2 separate regions of the Homo sapiens genome follow, and region 1 is linked to region 2. A link is a loop called in an ENCODE intact Hi-C map of the cell type or tissue named here. Cell type or tissue: tibial artery. All regions are shown on one strand. Links, peaks and the distances in the headings refer to the core of each region. The heading gives the core; the rest is flanking DNA.

What was found. Peaks named below come from ENCODE experiments on the same cell type or tissue, not always from the same donor. Only the 100,000 strongest peaks of a DNase experiment are listed, where the experiment ranks them.
Region 1: a loop joins it to region 2, with 6 times the contacts of the local background. A loop is called at or near these places in 36 of 110 quality-filtered maps.

Annotation. Positions count from the first base shown.
Region 1 is chr1:28,882,996-28,894,920 of GRCh38, forward strand. It overlaps a transcript of EPB41 not described here. Among named protein-coding and RNA genes, the nearest start is that of EPB41, 26 kb to the right of the region's middle. RefSeq lists cis regulatory regions at 753-1,323, 1,099-1,138, 1,113-1,130, 1,567-2,471, 2,084-2,123, enhancers at 1,050-1,194, 1,806-2,486, 1,879-1,928 and silencers at 3,863-4,152, 4,163-4,382, 4,523-4,872. In tibial artery, for the core only: a CTCF peak has its summit at 4,021; DNase peaks (open chromatin) are centred at 2,187 and 3,926; H3K4me3 peaks cover 1,979 bases; H3K27ac peaks cover 4,101 bases.
Region 2 is chr1:29,117,651-29,129,575 of GRCh38, forward strand. TMEM200B (transmembrane protein 200B) reads right to left here and starts at 6,253. Exons shown (of 2, transcript NM_001003682.4): 1 at 6,206-6,253; 2 at 1,779-4,198. The coding sequence starts at 4,178. The coding sequence ends at 3,255. EPB41 (erythrocyte membrane protein band 4.1) reads left to right here. Exons shown (of 21, transcript NM_001376013.1): 21 at 1-2,391. RefSeq lists a silencer at 3,608-3,987 and enhancers at 5,667-6,526, 6,527-7,386, 7,387-8,246. In tibial artery, for the core only: a CTCF peak has its summit at 6,970 (motif pointing right); DNase peaks (open chromatin) are centred at 4,811, 5,471, 6,741, 7,081 and 3 weaker places; H3K4me3 peaks cover 3,546 bases; H3K27ac peaks cover 3,837 bases.

The sequences.
Region 1 (11,925 bases), core at 898-5,897, 240 kb before region 2:
GCCCGCCACCATGTCTGGCTAATTTTTTTCTATTTTCAGTAGAGACAGGGTATCACCATGGTTGGCCAGGCTGATCTCGAACTCCTGACCTCATGTGATCCGCCTGCCTCAGCCTCCCAAAGTGCTGGGATTATAGGCGTAAGCCACTGTGCCTGGCCCCAAATTTCAAATGCATTCTCCTGGAGAAGGGTTGCTGACCCACTGCCTACCGATTTTCACTGTCCCCTTACCCACCCCTAAATGACTGCCACACCCTAGTCCCCTCTATCTCAAAGACTCACTGACCATCCCCAAATGTCTCTTCCCCTGTGTCTTAACCCAGCATTTGAAGCCTTCCACAATTTGGTCTCATGATTCACCCTGTCCTTCAACTATCCCAGACCATTTTCTGTTCCCAGAGTACACCTTCACTATCCTACCTCTAAGCCTTTGTGCAGGCTGTTCCTCCACCTGGAATGCCCTCTCTCATTTCCATGTAGTAAATTAGTCCTTAATGTCCAGCTGGGAGGTCACCTCCTCCAGGCAGTCTTCCTTACTCCCTCAGATGGAGTCATTTTCCCCTCTGGGCTCTGGGCATACAATTGCTTTAGGGTCTTCCTCATAGGAAGCCGTGAGTAACAGCAGGAACATCCATTATCCACACTTTGCAAATGCCTTTCCCTTCTAGTATCATGGTCCTGGGAAAAGCAGCAGGGTGAGAGCCATTAACTCCTTTGACTGATGAGGAGACAGGCTAGGAGGAAGTCATAAGCCCCGTAAATGGTGGAGACAGGATTCAAACCCGAAACGGCCACACCGGCTGCCTTGGGCCTGAAAGTCCTCTCCCTCTCTACCATTTCTTGTGGCCTGGTCTTGTGACTCTCTGCCCCTTTGTCAGTCTCAACTTTTAATAATTCGCTCAATGAAGCGCTGCTGAAGGAACAGAGGCTCCCACGTGTGCACTTCCCCGCCCCCAACCTGTCTGTTCCTTGCCTTCTTTATCACCCACCTCAAGCCCATCTGAAGCTGGTGGGAGTGCCCAGGCTCTGACAGGATAAGGAATTCCTGGAGGTCCAGGCCTTCTCAGAGGAGCGGGGGGAGACACAAACAGGTTCCTTCCTCCACCCCCCAAGCTTATCAGCGCCCCACAGGCTCCGGGGAACTGAATGCTCAGCCAAGGGAGGAAAGCTGCCCCCTGCCTGTCACCTTCACACCCTCTATTACTTACCCCGTCTCTACTAAAAATACAAAAAAAAATTAGCTGGGCATGGTGGTCTGTGCCTGTAATCCCAGCTACTAGGGAGGCTGAGGCAAGAGAATTGCTTGAACCTGGGAGGCAGAGGTTGCAGTGAGCTGAGATCACGCCACTGCACTCCAGCCTGGGCGACAGAGCAGGACTCCGTCTCAAAAAAAAAAAAAAAAAAGAGTGGTATGACCTTGGGTTGCCACTTTAGCTCTCTGAGCCTCAGAAGCTCTTTAGAACATTTTTGGCTGTTAGGATTCAATAAGATAAAATGAGCAAATGCCTGTAAAAGAACCAGGATCGCTAAATGTGAGTGGCTTCTTCAAGAGGTCACTGCTGACGGGGGCATCTCAGGTAGCAAAGTGCTCCCTGCAGTCTGGGGATGGAGGCGAAGATTATGATGTCACTGGCAGAGGCCATGGGGCAGGGGGCCTGCAGTCCAGGGAGTGACAGCTTTCCCGCTTCAGTGACTGACAAAGCCACACAAGGCCTTCACCCACACAAGTGCACAAGTCACCTCAACGAGAAACACACACACAGGTGCCTGGGTGGAGGGGCTGTGGGACAGGGCAGAGCTCTCTAGGTCCCAGGGCCTGAGGCCCAGGGGACAACCTGTTTATAGGACACAGACAGACACAGATTCACACCCTCTATATAAACTCACAAACAGGGGCACACCCTCACAGGCACCAAAACACACCCCCCTACACATACACATACACAAATGCACAGAAACAGGAGATACAGGATCACAAGCATATTCCCAAATGCACTCCCCACGCACAAATTCAGAAACGCAGAGCCCTCCCTGGCCAACACACACACACACACACACACACACACACACACACACACACACACACACTCTTATCAGGCTGGGGCAGGCACTGGCACTGCTGAGTCACCCACAGGCAGCTCAGCCCAACAGAGCTAGAGCCACGTGGCTGCCCCAGCAGGGAGGGGGCAGGGCCCACAGCAGCTCTTTAGAATCACCCCATCCACCTGACTGCTGGGGTTTTCCTCTCCCTAGCCCTTTGATTGAGTCAGGGGTGGGGATGGGGTTGGGGGAGGAGCCACTGTTTGCAGAGGCCAAATCAAAAATTTCACAGCCTGCACTCTCCTGGGTGCAAGAGTACACGTGAGAGGAATTAAAAAATACTACTAGATTAATTACTATTTGCAAATATATTTTCACATACTCCCATTTAACCATCACAACAGCTCTATATAAAGTTAGCACTATTATTAATCTCATTTTACCCCAGGGTGGGGGGCGGGTGCCTTGCCCCAAAGCCCAAAACCCAGACTCACCTGCCTCCAAATCCCTACCTCGTAACCCCTGGGCAATACTGTCTGGTGGGCAGGTGTGATATAGGCAAGTGAAAGGTACATCAATGTGCTTGGGAGCCTGGTTGTCTATGTGTGTGTGTGCGCACGTGTGTGTGCTCGCGCACCAGGCTTCCCCAGGGGATTCACAGGGATAGAGACTGAAAGGGTCTCAAGTGTCCTGATTTCTGGTCGAAGGATCCAACACTTCTCTAGTCCCTTGAAGCCCACCTCCCTCCATCAGAAAACATCTCCCCAGTCAAAGGGCTCAGTCTGACCCTCCTCTGCTAGATTATGGGCTCCTTGAAGGCAGGAACCAGGGCCCTGAAGCCTCAAACAGGACCTGATTCAGAGAAGTCCTCAGTGAATTTGGAGGGGGGGAGAGTCAGTCAATGTATGACTTTTAATTCAGTTATGTATCAATATAACAATAACATCAATAATTATAATAAATGCTAATGCTTATTGCATGCTTACCCTGGGACTGGCACTGTTCTTAGCACTTGACATGGATTCTTTCATTCAATTCTTGCCACAACCCTTGAGGAAAATACTTTCATTAACCCCACTTTGCAGAGGAGGAAACTGGCTTGGAGAGAGTTAGTAGCTCACCCAAAGTAACTCAATTAGGAAGTGGCAGCGTTGGGGATTGGAACACAGGAAGTCTAGTTACCCCATTTAGTAGGAAGATCACTACATTCAGAGGAAGGCTTTGTCCTCAGCGAGCCTCAGTTTGCCATATTTGTCCAAAGAAAGGGTTAGTTTTCCACGGTGCTCTGGCCTGGAATATTCTATGATCCTATGATTCTGTGACGAAGAGCTTTTGAAGTGTCAGGGTTAGTTTTAAAATGAAAGAGGCCATTCTGCCGGGTGGTGAGCTTCCTGACATGGGCATATGTAAGCCAGCTCAGGCCTGAAATGGGAGGGAGGGGATGAGACTTCGGCCAGTGACCATGGAAGCGTTGATGGAGTGGACCATCAGGAGGGGAAAAGTCACTGAGAAGAGTGGCAAGGCGGGCACGACAGGATCCAGAACTCGCTTTTACGGAACGCCTACTGTGTACCAGACCTATGCTTGACATTTAACTTACATCGCTAATTCTCAGGAAAACATTGTAAGATTTATGGTTGACGAAATTCAGATCCAGAGAAGTGACTTGTTCAGGGTCACGCCGGACGAAGTGGTAGGACAGGCGATCCAGGTGAGTCTCCTCAGGGTCACTTCCCTAGATCCCCTCTGACCAACCCCTCTACCTAGTAACCTTAGGAGCAGTACCACGTGTCAAATTGCTTCACACTTTTGTCATATGACGTCACACCAGTCAATCCAGGAACTCCCTGCCCTTCCCTCCCCTGACCTCTGGGGTCTATCAAAGCAGCCCCCGGCTCAGTGTCCCCGCCGGACGAGGCTACACCTGCAGCCCCCGCCCCTTCCCAACTGCGACTCTCGCACTCCTCTGCCCGGGCCTCCCCCTCCCCGCCCCGCTGATCGGCAGTTGCCTGCGCCAATCAGAGGGCCTAGCGGGCGGGGCGGGGCCTCACGATGGAGTTGCCCTGTCAGTGCAGGTGGAGGCCCCGGCGGGGCAAAGTGGCAGGAACCTCTTAAAGGGCGAGAGCGGCGCGGAGCCAGAACGCGGTCGGCCCGGTCCCCGCCGCACCCAGCCCAGGTGAGCCTGGACCACCTGGGGGGCGACCCTCGGTCCCCGGGAGGGACGGGGTTAGGGACAGAAGAACCTACCCCCAAGGGCTCGGACCGTCCCGGGAGAGGCGAGACCAGGGTCGAAGGGTCCAGGGCTGAGGGGTCCAGCGGTCCCGAATTCCAGAATCCGAACTTGGGGTCCAAAGGAGTCTGGGCATCTTAAAGTTCAGGGTGCAGGGAGGGGCGTGGGAGTCTGGAGAGGGGGTCCGGGAGCTCGGATCCGGAGCTAGACACGTCCGGGTCCGGCCGGTCCTGGCTGTCTGGGGCGGGGGTCCTGCATTCGGTGTCCGCGGGAGAGTCCCTGCAGGTCGGCGCAGCCCCCGGCCGCCCCCTAGCCCCGCCTTGCCCGGCCCCGCATGCTCCTGCCGGGCCCGCAGCAGCGCTGGAGCGGGCTGGCGGCTAGCAGCGGGAGGGGGCTCCGGGGCCTGGAGCCCCGCGCCCCGCTCCGGCCCTTACGTAACTGACTTTGAGTTTCCGGACCCAGGAACCGACCCGCCAGCTGGGGCGCCGGCTGTGCCCGCCAGGGTGGCCCCCCCGGCCGTCGCGCCAGCCCCACACCCTCCCTGCCAGGCTTGGTCTAGGGGACTTCCCTCTGTCTGGGTCTCCCGGGTCTCTCTGTCCGGTTCAGGCTCAGGTTCCCTCTCATCTCTGGGTTCCCTGTATCTCTCATCTGTCGTCTCTGTTTTGCTGTCTTTTCCTGTCTCTGTCCTCTGTCTTTCCTCAAGAATTGTCTCGCCCTCACCTACACTTCCCGGCAGGCCCCACCTCTTCAGGGTGGGACAGGACCCCTCCTCTCCAGCTAGTTGGAGGCAGGGACCTGTCCAGACCAACCCGAGCCCGAGCTCGCTCCAGGAGTGGGGAGGAGAGAGGAGGGTTGGGGAAGATGATTCTAGGACCCTTAGCTCCTGGGTCCGGGAACGGACGACCCCTTCTCCGCCTCTGGAGCCCTTTCCTCCAGAAGGAGGAGGCTTGGACAGAACCTGGCTGGGGCTGGGCTTAGGGCAACTGGGAGTCCCTGTGAGAGCTGCCTAGTGTCTCGTCAGGGTCAGGTCCTCAGCTATTGAAGGGGAGCGGGAGGGGCTGGGGAGGGGCCAGAGCCCTGGCACGCGCCCCGGAGCTTCAGCAAGCTCCCTACCTCCACCCAGTTTCAGGCCTGGAGGATGGTCTTGGCAGGAGGCTGGGTGGGGAAGGGATCTGCAGGAGGAGGCTCAAGGGACTTCTGCATGTTGGGGAGGAGGGTGGAGATAGAATGACAGACCCGCAAGTCTAAGGAGCACCTACTGGGAACACTCCCTGCCTTGAAGGCTCTCCGGGGTGTCAGACAGACACTTCGGAAATCACTGTAAATAAGGCGTTAAAGCAGGTGTGAGGTGGGAATTATTATTTCTTCTTTTTTTTCTTTTGAGACGGAGTCTCGCTCTGTCGCCCAGGCTAGAGTGCAGTGTCGCGATCTCGGCCCACTGCAAGCTCCGCCTCCCGGATTCACGCCATTCTCCTGCCTCAGCCTCCCGAGTAGCTGGGATTACAGGCGCCCGCCACCGCGCCCGGCTAATTTTTTGTATTTTTAGTAGAGACGGGGATTCACCGTGTTAGCCAGGATGGTCTCGATCTCCTGACCTCGTGATCCACCCACCTCGGCCTCCCAAAGTGCTGGGATTACAGGCGTGAGCCACCGCGCCAGGCCGGGAATTATTAATTCTAAGCCAGGAGAAACTTTGCGCAAGGAGGTAGGAGGCTTGAGAAGAAAGGGAGCCAGAAGCTGAAGGGAGCAGAGGGAGGGATGAAAGGGGACATCCAGTGCCCAGTAGGCTCTGCACACAGCAGAACTGGGTTGAATCCTGACCCTTCCACTTTCCTGCTGTGTGATCCTGCATGAGTCACTTCACCTCTCTGAGTCCCAGGCTTGTACTTTGTCAATAATCCGGACCTTGCAGGCATAAGCAGCATCAAATAGGCAATGTGTATGCAGACCAGAACGGTAGCTGGTCTGATAGCAGGCCAGTAGTGTGTTTTAAGAAGGGAATGGAGTGGGGAAGTCCTGAGGTTTCCGCTGTATGTATAGGAGAGCCAGGCAACACCTGCCAGGTCTCAGCAACATGGGGCATGGGTGGAGTGCCTGGGTGTATGGGTGATACTCATTGAGGCCACACTGGCTGTCTCCTGATTGGCCCATCCCTCCTAGACCAGGGCTGGCCTCCCTCCTGTAGGCTCCAGGTGCCAACAGAAGCTCCCACCCAGGCCGCCTTACTCCCCAGACGAGTGCGGGTAGAGCCCTGTCAGGGCAGGACCAGCACCCTCTCTGCAGAATGGACCATGGCCAGGAGACTGGCTGGCCGTGCTGGGCAGGAACATCCATCTGGCTAGGAAGATGCTGACGCTGTGCAGGCCCCATGGAGGTCCAGACCTCTGTTGGCTGGGGCTGGGCCCAGCTGATGGAACCTAGGCTGCAGGGTGAGACAGAGGCTGGGGTGGTGGGAGTGAGGAGGGGAGGTGCAAGGAGGGACTCCTGGAGAGGAATCCTGAGCCCAGGTGTGGAACCAAACCGAGCTTCATTCGGTTATTCTCTAAGCCTTTCTTGAGCACGTACTGTGCACCATATACAGGTCTGCCAGCCACAGACCTGAACAGGATACTCACAGAGGGCTCACCACAGAGTTATGGTGTCCTGAGATTTGTTAGGGGTTTGCAGAATGGGCCTGTATGACAGTTCCTGGGGATAGGGGAGTTCAGAATTTTCCCAGGGCCTTAGATTCTGATATTTTATTTTATTTTTATTTTTATTTTTATTTTATTTTATTTTATTTTGTTTTTTTGAGACAGAGTCTCACTCTGTTGCCCAGGCTGGAGTGCAGTGGCATGATCTCAGCTCACTGCAACCTTCACCTCCTGGATTCAAGCGATTCTCTTGCCTTAGCCTCCTGAGTAACTGGGATTACAGGCTCCTGCCACCATGCCTGGCTAATTTTTTTATTTTTAGTAGAGATAGGATTTTGCCATGTTGGCCAGGGTGGTCTCGAACTCCTGACCTCAGGTGATCTGCCCACCTCGGCCTCCCAAAGTGCTGGGATTACAGGCGTGAGCCACCGTGCCTGGCTGATTCTGATATTTATTAAAGGGGGTGGGATTCCACTCCTTTATAGTCTGCAGGCTAGTCACTTTGCTCCCTGGGTTTCAGTTTCCCTTTCTGTGAAATGAGTAGGGGAGATAAGTCTAAAGTCTCTACGGGTCTTCCAGCGCCTATTACTATAGCCTCGGGACCTAGTTTGGGACTTAGTCTACCCCCTACTCTCACTCCACGTGAGGGGATAGGATGGAGCAAGATGAAGGCTGAGTATGACGGGCCCACAAGTCCTGTTCTTGGCCCGTGTTCTCTAATCATAATTACAGCCACTGCCTGTTAAGCACTTACTATGCACAGCATTCTGTTCTAAGCCTTTAATACGCTGCATTAACTCATTCAATCCTTACAATCTCATGAGGGAAATATTATCTTTGTTTTGCAGGAGTTTAGGGAGCTGAACAGACTTGACCAAAGTCACAAAGCTGGGAAGTGGCCGAGCTGGGATTTGAACTTAGGTTCAACTCCAAAGCCCAGACCTAACTAAGAGTGGGAGCCTCCACCCCACGGGTACTGAGGTGCCCACATTGCTCAGCCCTTACCTGTGGAACTGTTTGACCCCTGCTGGAGCAAAGCTCTGAGCTCTGGGATCTTGAGGCTGGGGAACTGGGGAACAAGCTGTGCTGCCTCTGTTGGGTGGCCCCTGGGGCCAGCATAGAGAGAAAGGGGCAGAGGGAGCAACCTCCAGGTCAGCCAGGGCCCACTAGGGGTTTCCCCAGAGGGGCAGCCCCACGCAGCTACTGCCCAGGTGCAAGACTGGGCACTGAAAGGCAACCTTGGGTATGTGGCCAACTTTGGACCTCAGTTGCCTCATCTGTAAAGCATGGACTTAAATGAGTGTAGACACTCCTTGACCCCTGGGTTAGTGGCTGAGGTCAGCAATAGGATAAAGGGTTAGAGGAGAGCTTGGAGTGACAGTGACTGAGTCTGTGAAGGAAGAGTTTGGGTCAGGAACATCTTGGATCCTGGGCCAGCTGTTTGATAGCTATTTCAGAGGAAGAGACTGAGGTTGGAGAGGTTCAAAGGCTTGTCTGGGGCTGTTCAGCCAGTACCCCAGAGACTGAAGGGAAATAAACCAAGGGAAAACCCGGAGAACAAAATCCAGGCAGATATGAGCTAGAATCCTGGGTTGGCCACTTAACTAGGCTTGGAGGTGTGAAGTGGCACCCCTGAGGACACACGAGAGTCCCTTCACCTAACTGTCCTCATCTTTAAAGTGGGAATAGTAACAATTTCTCCTTTGTCCACTTCCTGGGTTGTTGTGAAGGTTAAAGGAGATGAGGCATTTGTAAAATCAGGTGAGAATGTGGTTGCTGGTCATTTTTCAGTCCAAAGCTGCAGTTCCGGGTTTGTGTTTGTGGTGGTGGGAGCATTTCTGACAGCTCCTCTGTTGAGATGCTTTATCCAGGAGTTGTGCTGGAGAGAAGCCCTAAGAATAACACCACCGGCCGGGCATGGTGGCTCACACCTGTAATCCCAGCATTTTGGGAGGCCAAGGTGGGCGGGTCACCTGAGATCAGGAGTTCGACACAGCCTGGCTAACACGGTGAAACCCCGTCTCTACTAAAAATACAAAAAATTAGCTGGGCATGGTTGGTGGCAGGCGTCTATAATCCCAGCTACTCGGGATGCTGAGGCAGGAGAATCACTTGAACCGAGGAGGCGGAGGTTGCAGTGAGCCAAGATCGTGCCACTGCACTCCAGCCTGGGCAATAAGAACAAGACTGCATCTCAAAAAAAAAAAAAAAAAAAAAAGAATAACACCACCATTTATTGCACAGTTGCCGGTACCAGGCATTGTACTCAACTTCACCTCTCATTGTATCATTAACCCCCTACAGCAACTTTGTCAGGTAGGTGGTACCCCTCACCCATGCTGGGTCCCTCCAAAACCCATGCCAACAGCCCCTGTAATGATAGTAGCAAACGCTTCTGAATGGTTTACTGTGTGCCAAGCATCCTTCCAGACGTGTTACATGTATTGACCCATGTTAATCCTCACATCAACCCTGTGAGGTGGATACTAATATTATCTCCAGTTTGCAGATGAATAAATGAGGCATAGACAAGTAAAAACGAGGCCAGGCGTGGTGGCTCAAGCCTATAATCCCAGCACTTTGGGAGGCTGAGGTGGGTAGATCACCTGAGGTCAGGAGTTTGAGACCAGCCTGACTAATACGATGAAACCCCATCTCTACTAAAAATACAAAAATACACGGTGGCATGCGCCTATAATCCCAGCTACTTGGGAGGCTGAGACAGGAGAATCGCTTGAACCAAGGAGGCGGAGGTTGCGCCATTGCACTCCAGCCTGGGCAACAAGAGGGAAACTCTGTCTCAAACAAACAAACAAATAAACAAAACAAAACAAAACAAATGGCCCCAATGTCACAAAAGGTAGAGCCATAAATAGTGAAGTCAGGATTTTCCCAGGTTCTTTTTTTTTTTTTTTTTTTTTTTTGAGACAGAATCTTACTCTGTTGTCCAGGCTGGAGTGTAGTGGTGCGATCTTGGCTCACTGCAACCTCTGCCTCCCAGGTTCAAGCAATTCTTGTGCCTTAGCCTCCTGAGTAGCTGGGATTATAGGCACCCACCACCATGCCAGGCTAATTTTGTATTTTTGGAGAGACGGAGTTTCACCATGTTGGCCAGGCTGGTCTCAAACTCCTGGCTTCAAGTGATTTGCCTGCCTCGGCCTCCCAAAGTGCTGGGATTACAAGTGTCAGGTTCTTTTATTCTGAGATAGGGTCTCACTCTGTCGCCCAGGTTAGAGTACAATGGGGTGATCACGGCTCACTTCAGCCTTGACCTCCTGGGCTCAAGGGAGCCTCCTACCTAAGCCTCCTGAGTAGGTGGGACTCCACCACACACACCTAATTTTCATATTTTTTGTAGAGATGGGGTTTCCCCATGTTGCCTAGGCTGGTCTTGAACTCCTGAGCTCAAGCAAAACTCCCACCTCAGCCTCCCAAAGTGCTGGGATTATAGGTGTGAGGCACCGTGCCCGGCTGGCCCAGGTTCTTAAAGTCTCCTCCTTGACACAATCATCACAGTTGTAATTCAGTAGTTATTTACATGATTGTCTCCTCACTGCATTGTAAGCTCCATAAGTACAGGGGCCATGTCTGTCTTCTTCAGGCTGTATCCCCAACACCTGGCACACAGCAGGTGCTCAGTTAATGTTTGTTCACAGGGACGCTGCTGCCTCTAGTGGGCTGGGCCCTGGAGGCCTGATGAGCTGAGGGTGGATTATCAGATTATTGCTGACTAGGGCGTCTGCCCCAGCAAGACCCCAGAGGCAGAGGGAGGGCAGGGTTCCCTCCTGGCTCAGGCCCTGGCTGAAGAAGGGGACCCAAAGGGCTTTTTCTTTGGCTGTGCTGTGTGTCTCACTGCTGTCATTTGCTTCCATGTGCCACTGCGGTGATGGCTCCATGGCCTCTCCTGGACTGGCTGCGTGACCCCGACGGCTGCTTCTGGGTGAGTAATGGTTTGACTTAATGACTGCCACATGAGCTGATTTTAATGCATGTCCTGTGGCTCTGAGGCCACTGGGAGGCGTAAAGAGAGGCCCGGGGGTAGGGGTGGAAATGCTGAGAGAGGGCACTCTGTGATTTTAGGATCCTACCATAAGCAGGGCCTACCAATTAAACACACTGGGTGCTGATTTTTTGGTCACATGATACAATGCAAAGGTCTTTGGGGCAGACTGGGCTGGAATAGAATCCTTTTTCTGTTGCATACAGGTGGGTGATTCTTTGCATCTCAGTTTCACGTCTGCAAAATAAGAATATGAATACTTATGGGACACAAGTATATTTGTTCTTTTATTCATGTAAGCCCCACAAGGGCAGGGATTTTTGTTCATCTGTTCACCAGGTGCTGTATCTTCAGCGCCTAGGGTATAGTAGCACGTAGTAGGTGCTCACTGAATGTTTCCAAAGGAATGAAGATATTTATTGACTGTTTATGGTATACCTATCAATGTGCTTTGTATTGGATTAAATGGCTAATGGATATAAAGGGCCCAGCATGATAGGGGCTCAGTGAATGTGAATTCCCTATTTGCTCAATAGACTGTGACTTTCTTGGGGATCAGGGCTCTGGTAAAGTGAGCTCTGGGTCTTCTGAACTTAGTAAGGGGCCAAGTACCAAGCATGTATCAATCAGCACAGAGAGGGGCCTGGCAACTGGACTTCCTGGAGAGGGAGTGACAGAGCCTCTAGTTTTCATCAGAAGAGAGAGGCAGCTGGGAAGATCTGGGGCAGAAATGGGAGGGATGGGGAGGGACTCTGCCTTCTAGTACTGCCACTTTTCCTTGTCCAGGTGTGACCCTGGACAAGGCATGCTCTTCCCTGAGTCTTGGAGACCTCATCTGTGATGTACATATCACAACACTTTCCCCGCATAGGTGTGGGAAGGAGTTGATGAGAAGAGCCCACACAGGGCCCCATTTGGTAACTTCCCAGCCCTGGGCTCATTCTGGGATTCTGGGAGGGGACTATGTGTTCCTCTTTCTGGCTTTTTTCTCCTACTTTTAACTGCTCACCCAGCTGGGACTGG
Region 2 (11,925 bases), core at 4,528-9,527:
TGGGCCAAAAGCTCTAATGGAACATTTTTAGTGGTGATTTGGGGAAGGAAAGTTAATGAGGTTTTTAAAATAAGGTTTTCTAGTTTTGAGAGTGTGCACTTCACACAGGGGAATGGGGTTACTTCTGTCTGATCCTGGGCCTTTCTTTCATCCCAAATGACAAGGAATGTGGCTCAGAGAAGGGTTTTTCTTTTTTGACCTTTCTTCTCTCAACAGGAACCTGCCTGAGGACACCCTTCTAGAGCAAGGAATTGACTTTTAGGAGCCGTTCTCCCCACAAGACACCACATGACAAGGGGTATAAGCCCCAGCCCTGCTCATTCCCACTCACCAGCTGAGGTCTGTCAGGTTTTGAAGGCTTGATTTTGTGGTGGGTTTGGGGCTTAGTTTTCCTTTTTTTCATTTTGATTTTTGAAAGTGAAGATGATGCCCTAATTCCTGGTAAGGATTTGGGGCATAGTTTTTTGTTTTTTTGAGACGGAGTTTCGCTCTTGTTGCCCAAGCTGGAGTGCAGTGGCGCGATCTCGGCTCACTGCAACCTCCGCCTCCTGGGTTCAAGCAGTTCTCTTGCCTCAGCCTCCCAAGTAGCTGGGATGACAGGCGCACACCACCACGCCCAGCAAATTTTTTGTATTTTTAGTAGAAACGGGATTTCACCTTGTTAGGCTGGTCTCGAACTCCTGACCTCAGGTGATCCACCCACCTTGGCCTCCCAAAGTGCTGGGATTACAGGTGTGAGCCACCACGCCCGGCCGATTTGGGGCATTTTTATTTAACAGAACTTCTCTAACCTTCCAACTGCTTCCCACAAACACATTGGCCTCAAGGCTCCTTAGAATCCCAGTTCCAGCTTCCTAAAATAGACAGTGGGTATCGGGCAGCAGTCACTGGGGCTCAAGGGCAGTGAGCAAGAGAAATGTCTAAAGCTGCTTCTCCCAACACCGTCCAAAGTCTCCACTGCCTGAGTTTTGTTTCGGCTGGTTTGAACTCATTTCGGGTGTGTGCATTTTTCTTTTGGTACCCATGTGAGACATGAACAACAGGAGGGAGGGAAAGAGCCCAGGTGGGACGTGGGACAGGCTTAGGGGAAAGAGCTTGTCCTATCTCAGGAACAAAATTATAGGCTGTGGGCAGAGGGTCTGAAAGGTGGGCTTTGGGGTAGTGCCCAAGCCTGGTCGTGTTGCCAGGAGTGGTGACAAGAAATGCAGCTTACATCAAACGAACATGTAGTGCATGCCCACTGCCTGATGGCCAGATGGCCTGTAGGAAGAGCTACCAGGGCTTCCAGACCTGTGGAACGAAGAGGATGGGGAAAAGGCAGAGGGCACTGAGTGTCCCTTTAAAAACTAACCCACTGAATATTCCGTGTGATCTAGAACAGTGTGGCAGCTTTCACAGCACAGGACCGTTCATCGGGGGCCTAAACGTTTCCCTCAGCTCTGTCACCAACTCACTTCTCTCGGCTTCGTTGTCTGTAAATTGGATGAAAAGAGCTCTAATGCCTTTCAGGCTCTTAGAAGCCATAGATTTGGACAAGCCCAGCAAGATGGGTGTCCTTCCAGGCCTCTTCCCCTTTCCTCCATCTCTGGCAACAGTTCTTGGGGTTTGGCAATTGTTTGGATTTTTTTTCTTTCTGCAGTTGTGTGTATGTGTGTTTGTGTGAAGAAAAACAGACTCTGTCCAGGTAGAAATGGTGAGGAGGGGGAAGAGAATTACATTTCCAGGGTCAGAAACTTGGCAACAGTTTTCCTAGAGTGACTCAGACACACCACAGTAACAACTCTCGCTGCAATTTTATTTTAATTTGAGAAATAAAGATTTCCTCCAAGCCACATGAGGACTCTGGCACCCACCCACAAAGCAAGACCTGTATTTATAAGCCGAGGGCTCAGGGAGCCTAACTGCGGGACCCGTCAGGGCCCCGTGACCCATCCCCGTCCCCACCCCCCCCTCCACCGCTGGGCCCATCAGTGTGTGTTGGGGGGATGCTTGGCAGCTGGGGGTGAGGAGACAACAAACCTCGGGAACTGGAGCCAGAGCTGCGGCCTGACTGACGCCTTTTGATGCTCACGGGAAATTTCTGCCCAGGATCTCAGCCCCAGGCTGGTTGTTTCTACAAATCTCTCTCAAATGTATTATTTTGGTGACAAAAATGAAGGAGCTTTGTAAATTTTTTTTAAAATTATGAATCATATCAAGTAGTTGTTTACATTTCTTGAAAAAATAGGAACTCGGGCAGCAGAATCAGATTGGCAGAATCTTTAGACTACACAGGCAATAATCAAGTCTGCTGTTTTGGCCTTTCGTAGTAGAAGTGGTTGTAGTGTTTAGATATCTGTTTGGTCTTGCTTCTTGTATTGCATTTTTTTCAATAAACAACAACAAAAAGAACTCTCTCTGTGAGGATTGATCCACTTTTAAATTTCTCTTCTACCAGCAACTTGGGAAAAATTAAATATGGGTGGGGGAGACCTAAACTCAAGTCATTTTCTAAAGTAAGTTACCCACATTGACCAAAATGCAGCTTCAACGTTGAGTAAAGGGATTTCTGAGAGCTGGCCAATGCCTTTTGCCAGCTGCAGTGAGATTCTGCAGCATAGGCCACGATAAAGGAAGGAGAGAAGGGGCTTCTCAGACTTATTTGCAGAAGGGCCCAGAACTCAGTATGAAGGCATTGGCAGTAGTGTAGCTCTAGAGGGATATACCCCAGATGGCTGAGGGAAGAAAGGGATTGAGGTGGTAGGAGTTCAAGGCTCAGTCCCCGTCCCAGATGGCAGTGGAGAGTCTCATCCCGTGGTCCATCTTCCCAGAGGCCCCACACTCCATCACCAGTGCCGCCTTGGAGGGAGCCTGCCCCAGCCTGTAACATCCCAACCTACCTCCCAGTCTTAGGGGCCCTTGCCCACCACTTTCTTGGGTTTGCCAAGACACTGGGTACATCTCCCAGTCACCCTGGCCTGGACCTCCAGCCCTGTTAGGGCTAAGGCCACTTACAGAGGCTGAAGAAATTCCTGAGGCGAGTCCTCCACACCCCACAGTGAAACGCACCCTCTCCAGCTCACTGAGCCCTGGTGCAGCTGGCATTTCTCTGCCCGCATGCAGGTCAGGATGCCCTTCACAGCTGCTGTGGTCAGAGCATCCATCCCCAGCCTGGGATGTGACTGAAACATCTATTAGACGTTGGGACTCCTGGTCCTTTGGTCCTATTAGCATGGTCCATGCTGCAGCCTCAGAGCAGGCTGTCTCCCCTCTCTTCAGACCCGGGCCCCCAAGTCCCCTCCTCCTCCCAATTTGGCATAGCCCCCAAGACTGAGGCGGTCCAGCCGTGGCCAGCTTCGGTGAGCACAGTCCCGAGCTGCTGGGGCCCCAAGGAGGAGCTCCCCAAGGCCCAGATCCAGAGACTTGGAATGTTCAATGCAGGAGCCAGACGGCTGCACGGTGATGATCACATGGCCAGTCTGCGTCCGTGGACCCCAGGGTGGGGGCAGCCCGGGGCCCTTCAGCGGGTAGCTGTTGAGCAAGGCAGGTAACCCCAAGCGAGGATTAGCGGGCTCTGAACGCAGACTCCGCACTGACGGGACGGGTGAAGTACCCCGACGCGGGGACGGGTCCCAGATTTCTGGCTCTGCGCAGCCTACGGCTCGGGGACTCCTAGGGCCGGGGCTGGGAAGGAGGGCGCAGTCCCAGCCCGGGCCGTCGGGGGGCCGGAGCGCCTGGGCCCGCAGCACCCCCTGGCGGAGCCGTCGCGTCTCCAAGTCTCGGTTCTCATACAGCAGTGTGTTGGCGCAGATGAACACGAACAGGCCGACGCCCATGATCACCGGCCCGAGGAGCCGCAGCCGCTCGTGCGGGCCGTGAGCCCGGCCCCCGCCGCGACCCTCGCGTCGCAGCTCGCTCATCTGGGGCGAGCTGGCATTGGCGGCCCGGGACCCTGGGGCCCCGGCCCGGTGCGGCCAGTAGCCGGCCACTGCAATGCCCATACCCACCAGTACCACGAGCGCCCCCAGCGCCGCGAACGCCCCCGACGGCGAGCGCAGCCGCAGCCGCGCCCGCACCCGCAGAGGCTCGGGCGGGGAGCGCGGGCGCCGGCGGCGGCCCAGGCGGCGGCCCAAGCGAGAGACGCGGCCCTCGGGGCTCCTCCGCACCTCCCCGCATTCTTCGGGGCTCCCGGCCGTCATCTCGCCGTCGTCTGGGCGCTCTGCGGAGAGAAGATGGGAGGCAAGGACTGGACCGACGGGCCTCTAGCTTCAGGGCGCCAGGTTCGGGGCGCAAATCCGGGAGGGAAGCTCCGGCCGCCCAGCCCAGGCCGCTTGGAGATCCCTGGCGGCCACCCCCGGATTTTCCCGGGCGGCGAGGCGGGGAGCCGCCCGCGCTCGGGTTTTCCGCAGCGGAGCTCCGAGCCAGGCACGCGCGGCAGAAGCCGGAGTTGGCCCGGCCAGCGGGCGGAGAGGAGGGAGGGGGGCGCAGGCTGTTCCCTGGCGCATCCCGGGCTGCAAATCTGCCGCCTGCGTCCGGTCCGCAAGCCCGCGGGTCTTGGGCCTCGGGAAACGTGCGGCCCCCAGCTGCCGCGTCTCCAGGGTAAGTACCTCCCGGGCTCGACCCCACCCCCGCACGTGGCTGCACCGTAGCAAATGGGGCGGGGGCGCTCGGGCCTCCCAGGTCCGCAGGGGTCGCTCGCCGGGCCCCACCTCCCCCCTACTGTGCTTTACATACCGCAGCGCGGGAGGAGGGGGCGTCACCGGCTCCAGCCTCTCCCTGCCCGCCCCCTCCTTCCAGACCTCCTCCGCCCGCAGCGAAGCTGCAGCAGGAGCGACTTGAGCTAGACACCGGGAAGACCGCTCGGATCAAGACCAGCCAGGCAGAGGAGGAGAGGCGGCGCCGACTTCGCCCAAGATTTCCATCAAGTCCACGCATGAGAGGCCTCTCCCTCCCCCAGCGGTCGTGCTGGGGCCACGGCAGCAGGCGGGGGTGCCGGTGCCGGGCGCTGGGCCCCGCCGGACGGATGCCCTCCCGGCTCCCCCGTCGGCCCGGGCAAGGCTGTTCCCAGGTTGCGACGTTTCCAATTCGGGCTCCTCCGGATGAATCATCCCCCTTTCCCGCCGCCTGGCCTCCTTTCCCGCCTCCTCCGCCCGAGGCCTCCGTGGCCCGTGGCCCGGTCAGAGCAGCACCGCCCCTGCGCCTCGGGATCCGGGCCGCACAGCTTAAGCCCTCCCGATTGCTGGCCGCGCCCTGCCTGCGGCCTGTGGCCTGGATCCCGGGCCCAGCAGGAGTAGCCGAGCTGCGTGCGGTGTGGCCCCCACGAAAGGGAGGGCGAGGGAGAAGACGCGGCCCCCGCCCAGGCGCCCCAGGCCGCAGGAGAGGAGGCTCAGGGCCTAGCTGTCCAGGGTCGTCCTCACTGCTCGCGTCCGCTTCCTAAAGAACCACCGCGCTGGAGCCCGCAGCCGAAACCTCGGGGAGGCGGCCTTGCTCCCCGACCCACGCCCCATCTGCACCCCAAACCTCAAAGCAGGACACCCATCCCTGCCTCCGACTGGAGCGCTCAAGGCCCGGGCCTAGCAGGGAGCCGCCACTCTCCCGCGTCCAAAGCCTGGTTTCACAGATTGCAACTACGGCCCAGGGAGGCCGGGGAGACTGCCCGACCCCGCACTAGGCGGGGGCTCTGCCAGGTCCGACGCCGGGCTCCGGGGCCCCAGCCCTAGACCCCTCTCAGGACAGCCACGGGAGTATCCAGGAGGAAGCGAGGCCCATCCCCTCCTTGTCCCTGAGTTTGCAGCCCTTTCCCCAGCCCGCAACCGGAGGAGCGATCATCGCTTCAAGCCAGAACTGGCGCTCTCAGCCCCGGCTCCAGCAAGGTCACCCGGAGCCCCGCGCGTCGCTGCCGCGAGGGAAGCGAAAACAAGCAGAGTGGGGACATGGGGACACGCTCAGAGACCCCGAGCCGTGGAGGTAGTGGGCCGACGCTGGGGACACCAGGGAGGCGGAAACTTGGGGACACAGCGCACAGCCCGACAGAAGATGCTGGGGCCGAGTCCCCAGGACTCCAGGGTCCCGCCACCGCCCGCGTCCACACTCCCGCCTGGGGGAACGGGAGGGCCGCGCTCCCGCCCCCAGGGGCCCTGACCGAGGGAGGGAGGGAGGGAGGGAGGGACCAAACGAAAAGTTGGGAAAAGTGGAGTGCGGACCCCTGGACCCCAGCTCGGCTCACCTGGCGCCGCAGCGCCGCGCGGGTCCGGGTCCCAGTCCGCGCGCGGAGGCTCCAGAGCCGCCCGGGTCTCCACGGCCCGGCCCCAGCCCCGCCCCGGCCCCGCCTCCAGCCCCCGGGACCGTCCGACCCGCGCCGGGCCCGGCCCCACCGCCGCTGAAAGGCGGCAGCTCAGGTCAAAGGATCGCAGGTAGGCGCCCTGTGCGCGCCTGGTGACTCCGGGCACCCGTGGCCCGAGTTCTGCCATCCCCACTCTCCCACCCCCAGCTTACATCGGTCGCAAAGGCCCACAAAGGCGACCCCTTCCTACATGGGGAAACTGAGACCCGGGACCCAGGAGCCCCGACACCCGCACGTCCTTCCCCGCTTCCCAGAGCCCCTCATCCCAGGCGCCCGGGGAGCTTCCAGGAGGAGGCGGCCCGAGTCCCTGCTCTGCCCCGGTCCCGCAGCCCTTGCTGTCGCTGAACCTCGCGGACTTCATCTGTGCAATGGGCACCAAGGCTTCAGCCTCGCAAGATGCCGAGAGGCAAGAGCCAGACGCCAAGGGCCAGCCCGGGGCGACTCCGCAAAGCCCTCAGCGAAAGCAGCGCCCGGGGAGGGGCGGGCCTTGTAGCTGAAAGGACCGGACGGGGTGCGGATGTGCCGCCGGGTACTCCTAAGAACAGGCGCCCCTTCGCCAGTGGGGGAGCGGGCTTGTTCCCAATAACGGGGAGGGTGCTGAGAGCTGCGACCCCGCCGGCGAGCCCGAAGGGGGCGGCCCGGCCTTCGCGCCCTCCCGCCCCTGGAGGCAGGAATGCAGAGCGGGGGAGCCAGGGCGGCCGGCGGTCGGCCCAGTTTCCATGATGCGGGGGGCGGGTTCGGGGGAGGCGGCGACCGATTTCCAGGCTCAGCGGTCAGGCCGGGCCCCCCGGGAGGAATTTCCGGCCTAGGATTGATTAAGGCCCGCCCCTCCCCCCGGCCGTGGAGACCCCCGGCGCGCAGCCGGGGGGAGGGGCGCTAATGAGACCCGGCTGCGCGCCGCGGACAGGGAGGGGACCCGAGGAAGGGGCGGGCCAGGGGCCGGGGCCACCCCCCGACGCGGGGCGGAGCCGGGTCCCGGAGCCGCACGGCCAGGCCAGGCCTTGAACCTGAGCTCCCACCCTCTGGGTCGGCGGAGGAGAGTGGGGGTGCATCAGTGCCCCCCGGGACCCCCTCTTCCAGCTCTTAAAAGCCCCCTCGGGGGGTCGGTGAGGTAACGGGCGGACCAGAGGGACCACAGTGGGGAAGACCGAGCCTCGGCTCCCGGGCTTCATCCCTGCGAGGCCGTGTGCGAGATCGAAGCCAGGGCCTCCTTCTTGCCTCCCCAGTCCGACTGGAGGCTCCTGAGGTCTCGGTCCGCTCCACGGAGGCCTCCCTCCAGCATCTTTGCTTGGGACCCCCGCCCCCATCAATCCTCCGCTTCGTCCACTCCCCGCACACTGACCCCACCGCGGTCGCACCTCCGCCTCCCAGCTCTCCCTCCCACCCCTGGGCTCCCTCAATCCCACTCCATGCCTGCCTCTCCCAGCCCACTGCTCTTCCTCCAATAAGCCCGGCTTCTAGTCTGACTCCCTGGGCCCCTCGATCATCCCCTGCCTCCAGCTCTGTGAAGGGCCCTTTGTCCACCCAAGCACGGGGTCAGCCTTGGCCCCTTCCTCTCCCCCTCTCATCCCACTCACAGAGCCTTGGGGGCCCTGCTCTTTTCATCTGGGGCCAGCCACGTTCTCCCTTTCCCATGGCCACTGTCCTGCTCCGGCGTCCAGGCTCCTCCTGGAGCCCATGGTCTCCTGCCTCCCCGTGTCCTAGTGCGCTGCAGACAGGCAGCAAGGGTTTCCACTCTGAATCTGAGCCTGCCACTACCTGCTTAAAACCATCAGTGACTCCCCAAATCGAGTTGGAAATCTCTTCTTGTCTCCACGAACTGGCCCCGGGCCTCTTACACTCCCTCAGGGCTTGGTTGGTCCTTGCTTTCCGGCAGGAACACTTACCCCCTGGTCGTGCCCTTGCCACCTTCTACACATCCTTCAGACCCTGGGCCTTCCCCCAGCCCCCAGACCAGGTCAGTACCCGCTCTCCTGCTCTGTTGTACACCCTCACAACACCAGCAGCTTCCCTGTGCACCTGCAAACTGAACCCACTGGGAGTGGAGTCTGTTTCCTGTCTGTGTCCCCACTGGCCATGACTCTGAGGGGGCAGGACTAGGTCTGTCTTGCTCATCCCTGGAGCCCTGTGCCCAGCACAGTGTCTGCCCACAGCTGGCCATCCCCATTAGAGGAGGGTGTGCAGGCCTGTGTCTCCTTCAGCCCGAATACCTTCCTGATCTCCATGCCAGGTGCCCTGGCCCAGACAGCAGGAGAAAGAAAGGACTCCTCTCTGTCTCAGGCTCCTCATTTGTAAAAAGGGAGAAATAATACCTACCCCACAGTGTTGTTTTGAAGGTTAAATAACAGTTCACCTGTGGCCGGGTGCGGTGGCTCACACTTGTAATCCCAGCACTTTGAGAGGCTGAGGAGGGAGGATCACTGGAGCCTAGGCGTTCAAGACCAGCCTGGGCAACATAGCAAGACCCTGTCTCTACAAAAAAATTTAAAAATTAGCCAGGTACTGTGGCGCATGCCTATAGTCCCAGCTACTCGGGCGACTGAGGCAGGAGGATCTCTTGACCCCAGGAGTTTGAGGCTATAGTGAACCATGATTGCAAAGCCTGGGTGACAGAGTGAGATCCTGTTTCAAAATTTTTTTAAAGAAGCTGGGCCTGGTGGCTCATGCCTGTAATCCCAGCACTTTGGGAGGCCGAGATGGGAGGATGACTTGAGGTCAGGAGTTCGAGACCAGCCTGGCCAAATGGTAAAACCTCATCTCTACTAAAAATACAAAAATTAGCCGGGTGCGGTGGCTCACACCTGTAATCCCAATACTTTGGGAGGCTGAGGTGGGCGGATCATGAGGTCAGGAGATCGAGACCATCCTGGCTAACACGGTAAAACCCCGTCTCTACTAAAAAATACAAAAAATTAGCCGGGTACAGTGGTGGGCGCCTGTAGTCTCAGCTATTCGGGAGGCTGAGGCAGGAGAATGGCGTGAACCTGGGAGGCGGAGCTTGCAGTGAGCTGAGATCGTGCCACTGCACTCCAGCCTGGGCGACAGAGCGAGACTGTGTCTCAAAAAAAAAAAAAAAAAAAAAAAATTAGCTGGGCGCGGTGGTGGGTTCCTGTAATTCCAGCTACTCAGGAGGCTGAGGTGGGAGAATCACTTGAACCCAGGAGGTGGAGGTTGCAGTTAGCCAAGATGGTACCACTGCACTCCAGCCTGGGTGACAGAGCGGACTCTGTCTAAAAAGGAAAAAAAAAAAAAAAGCTTGTATAATAGAAAGATGACCAAATAAGGAAACAAATGAGTTCTTCAAAGGAGACTTAGTGTCCAGGAAAGGATTCTATGGACCCTGAGAGGATTTAGAGAAGAGGTATATAGGCTTGAACCCAGGAGGCGGAGGTTGCAGTGAGCCGAGATGGCACCACTGCACTCCAGCCTGGGTGACAAAGTGAGACTCGGTCTCAAAAAAAAAAAAAAAATTTAAGAAAGGGTTCACATGTTGAGTGCCTGGCACAAAGTGGGTTCCAGCAAACACCTCTCCCTCTTCTGATCATGACGTTTCAGGTACAGAGGGTAGTGTTTGGGGTGGGTAGAAACCTTCCCTGGGGTCACTGGGGTGGCAGAGGAGGGAAGGGCCCCCTTTCCCAGATGTCCTGTTTAATTCTCTTGAGAGCTCCAGGAGGTCAGTGCTATGCCCAGTTCACATATGTGGTTTGGAAGAGGCAAAGCGACCTGCCCACAGGCACAGCCAGGCTGATCAGTGCCCACTTCTCTTTGGAGGGACCCTCCCCAGGACTGCTTGGTTAGGCCCTGTGAATGTGCAGATGTGTGGGCTGCTAGTGGCCTCAATATTGGGACACTGATTGCTCCCATGAGGCCAGGACCCTTCCTGAATCTGCCCTGGCATCTGTGTGACCTGGACTCCACTTCTGAACTTGGAAGGCCTGGATGAGATGTCCCCTGGGGACCAGGGGATGAACATTTCTCCCCTAACCTTCTCTGTGGAAACAGGAAACCTGATTCAGTGACCCCGAAGCCCCTGCCAACCTGAGGCTCCGTGTCCTCTCCAGAAGCCACCTCGCAGAAGGAATGGCTGTTGCCTCCTGCATGTCCGTCCCTCTCCGGGCCATGGAACAGTGGGGCCTGCAAATTCATTTTCTCTCATCCCCACTTTAGGAACATCCCATCTGGGCTGCCTGGGCTCCAGTCGTTGTCTCAGGGTGGCTGGAAGGGCTCAGAGGACACAGCCTGCTGCTAAGGTGGTCTCTGGACACTGTGCCTTACGGCTCCTATCCAGAGACACCACAGCCTCAACTAAGAATTTGGAGCCCAGCTTCAAAGGGGAGAGCATAGCCTGGTTTTGCTGTTGCTGCTGAGTCGTCCGCTGGGTGCTGGGCAAGTCCCAGCCCTTCTTGCCACCCCTGCCTCTGTCATGAGCCCTTTGCAGGTAGGACTGGCTTGCAATTCAGGGAGAGATGATTGGAAAGTAGAATCCAGAATCCCGGTCTCAATGCCCCATTATATAAGGGCAGAATCAATACCCAGAGAGGGGCAATGACTTGCCCAGGGTGACCCAGCTAAGGAATGGTGGAGTTGGGCTTCAAGCCCCATGGTCACAAAGTCCTATTTGGGACTCAGGATCTTAGAGGGCAATGGTCCTGAAATGTGAACCCCAAATCCATCTCCCACTGCATAAAACCTCTGACTTGGGTGAATCTGGGCTCCTGGAGAAGCCTGAGGGAGAATGAGCTCCCCATTTCCATGGCTTTCTGTAGCCCAGAGAAGACGCAGAGGCAGAGCCTGGGTAAAGCTGGGAAGGTCAAGGAGATGAGACCCTCCTGTGGGACAGGGTGATGCCAGCCTCCTGCCTGAGTCCTTTGGTGGAGGGATAACAGTAGGAACAGCACCATCTCACCGAGCTGCCCTGGCTACCAGGACCTTTGTACCCATCACTTCAGAGTACAAGACACTCCTGTGAGCCTGGCACAGCACTCACCTGTATCACACATGTGGAAACAGCTTCACCAGGTCCGGCCCTGTCTGTGGTCACACAGCTGGTCAGTGGCAGAGCCAAGGTCAGAAGCAGGTGTGGTGGGGTTGTTGTTTCGTTTTGGGTTTTTTTGAAATGGAGTCTCGCTCTGTTACCCAGGCTGGAGTGCAGCTCACTGCGCTCACGATCTCAGCTCACTGCAACCTCCGCCTCTCAGGTTCAAGCGATTCCCGTCACAGCCTCCTGAGTAGCTGGGATTACAGGCATGGGCCACCATGCCCAGCTATTTCTGTATTTTTAGTAGAGACAGGGTTTCACCGTGTTGGTCAGGCTGGTCTCGAACTCCTGACCTCAGGTGATCCACCCACCTCAGCCTCCCAAAATGCTGGGATTACAGGTGTGAGCCACCACACCTGGTGTAGTTTTTGTTGTTGTTGTTTTGAGATGGAATTTCACTCGTTGCCCAGGCTGGAGTGCAATGGCGTGATCTCGGCTCACTGCAACCTCCACCTCCTGATTTCAAGCATTCTCCTACCTCAGCCTCCCGAGTAGCTGGAATTACAGGCATGTGCCACCACGCCCAGGTAATTTTTGCATTTTTAGCAGAGACAGGGTTTCACCA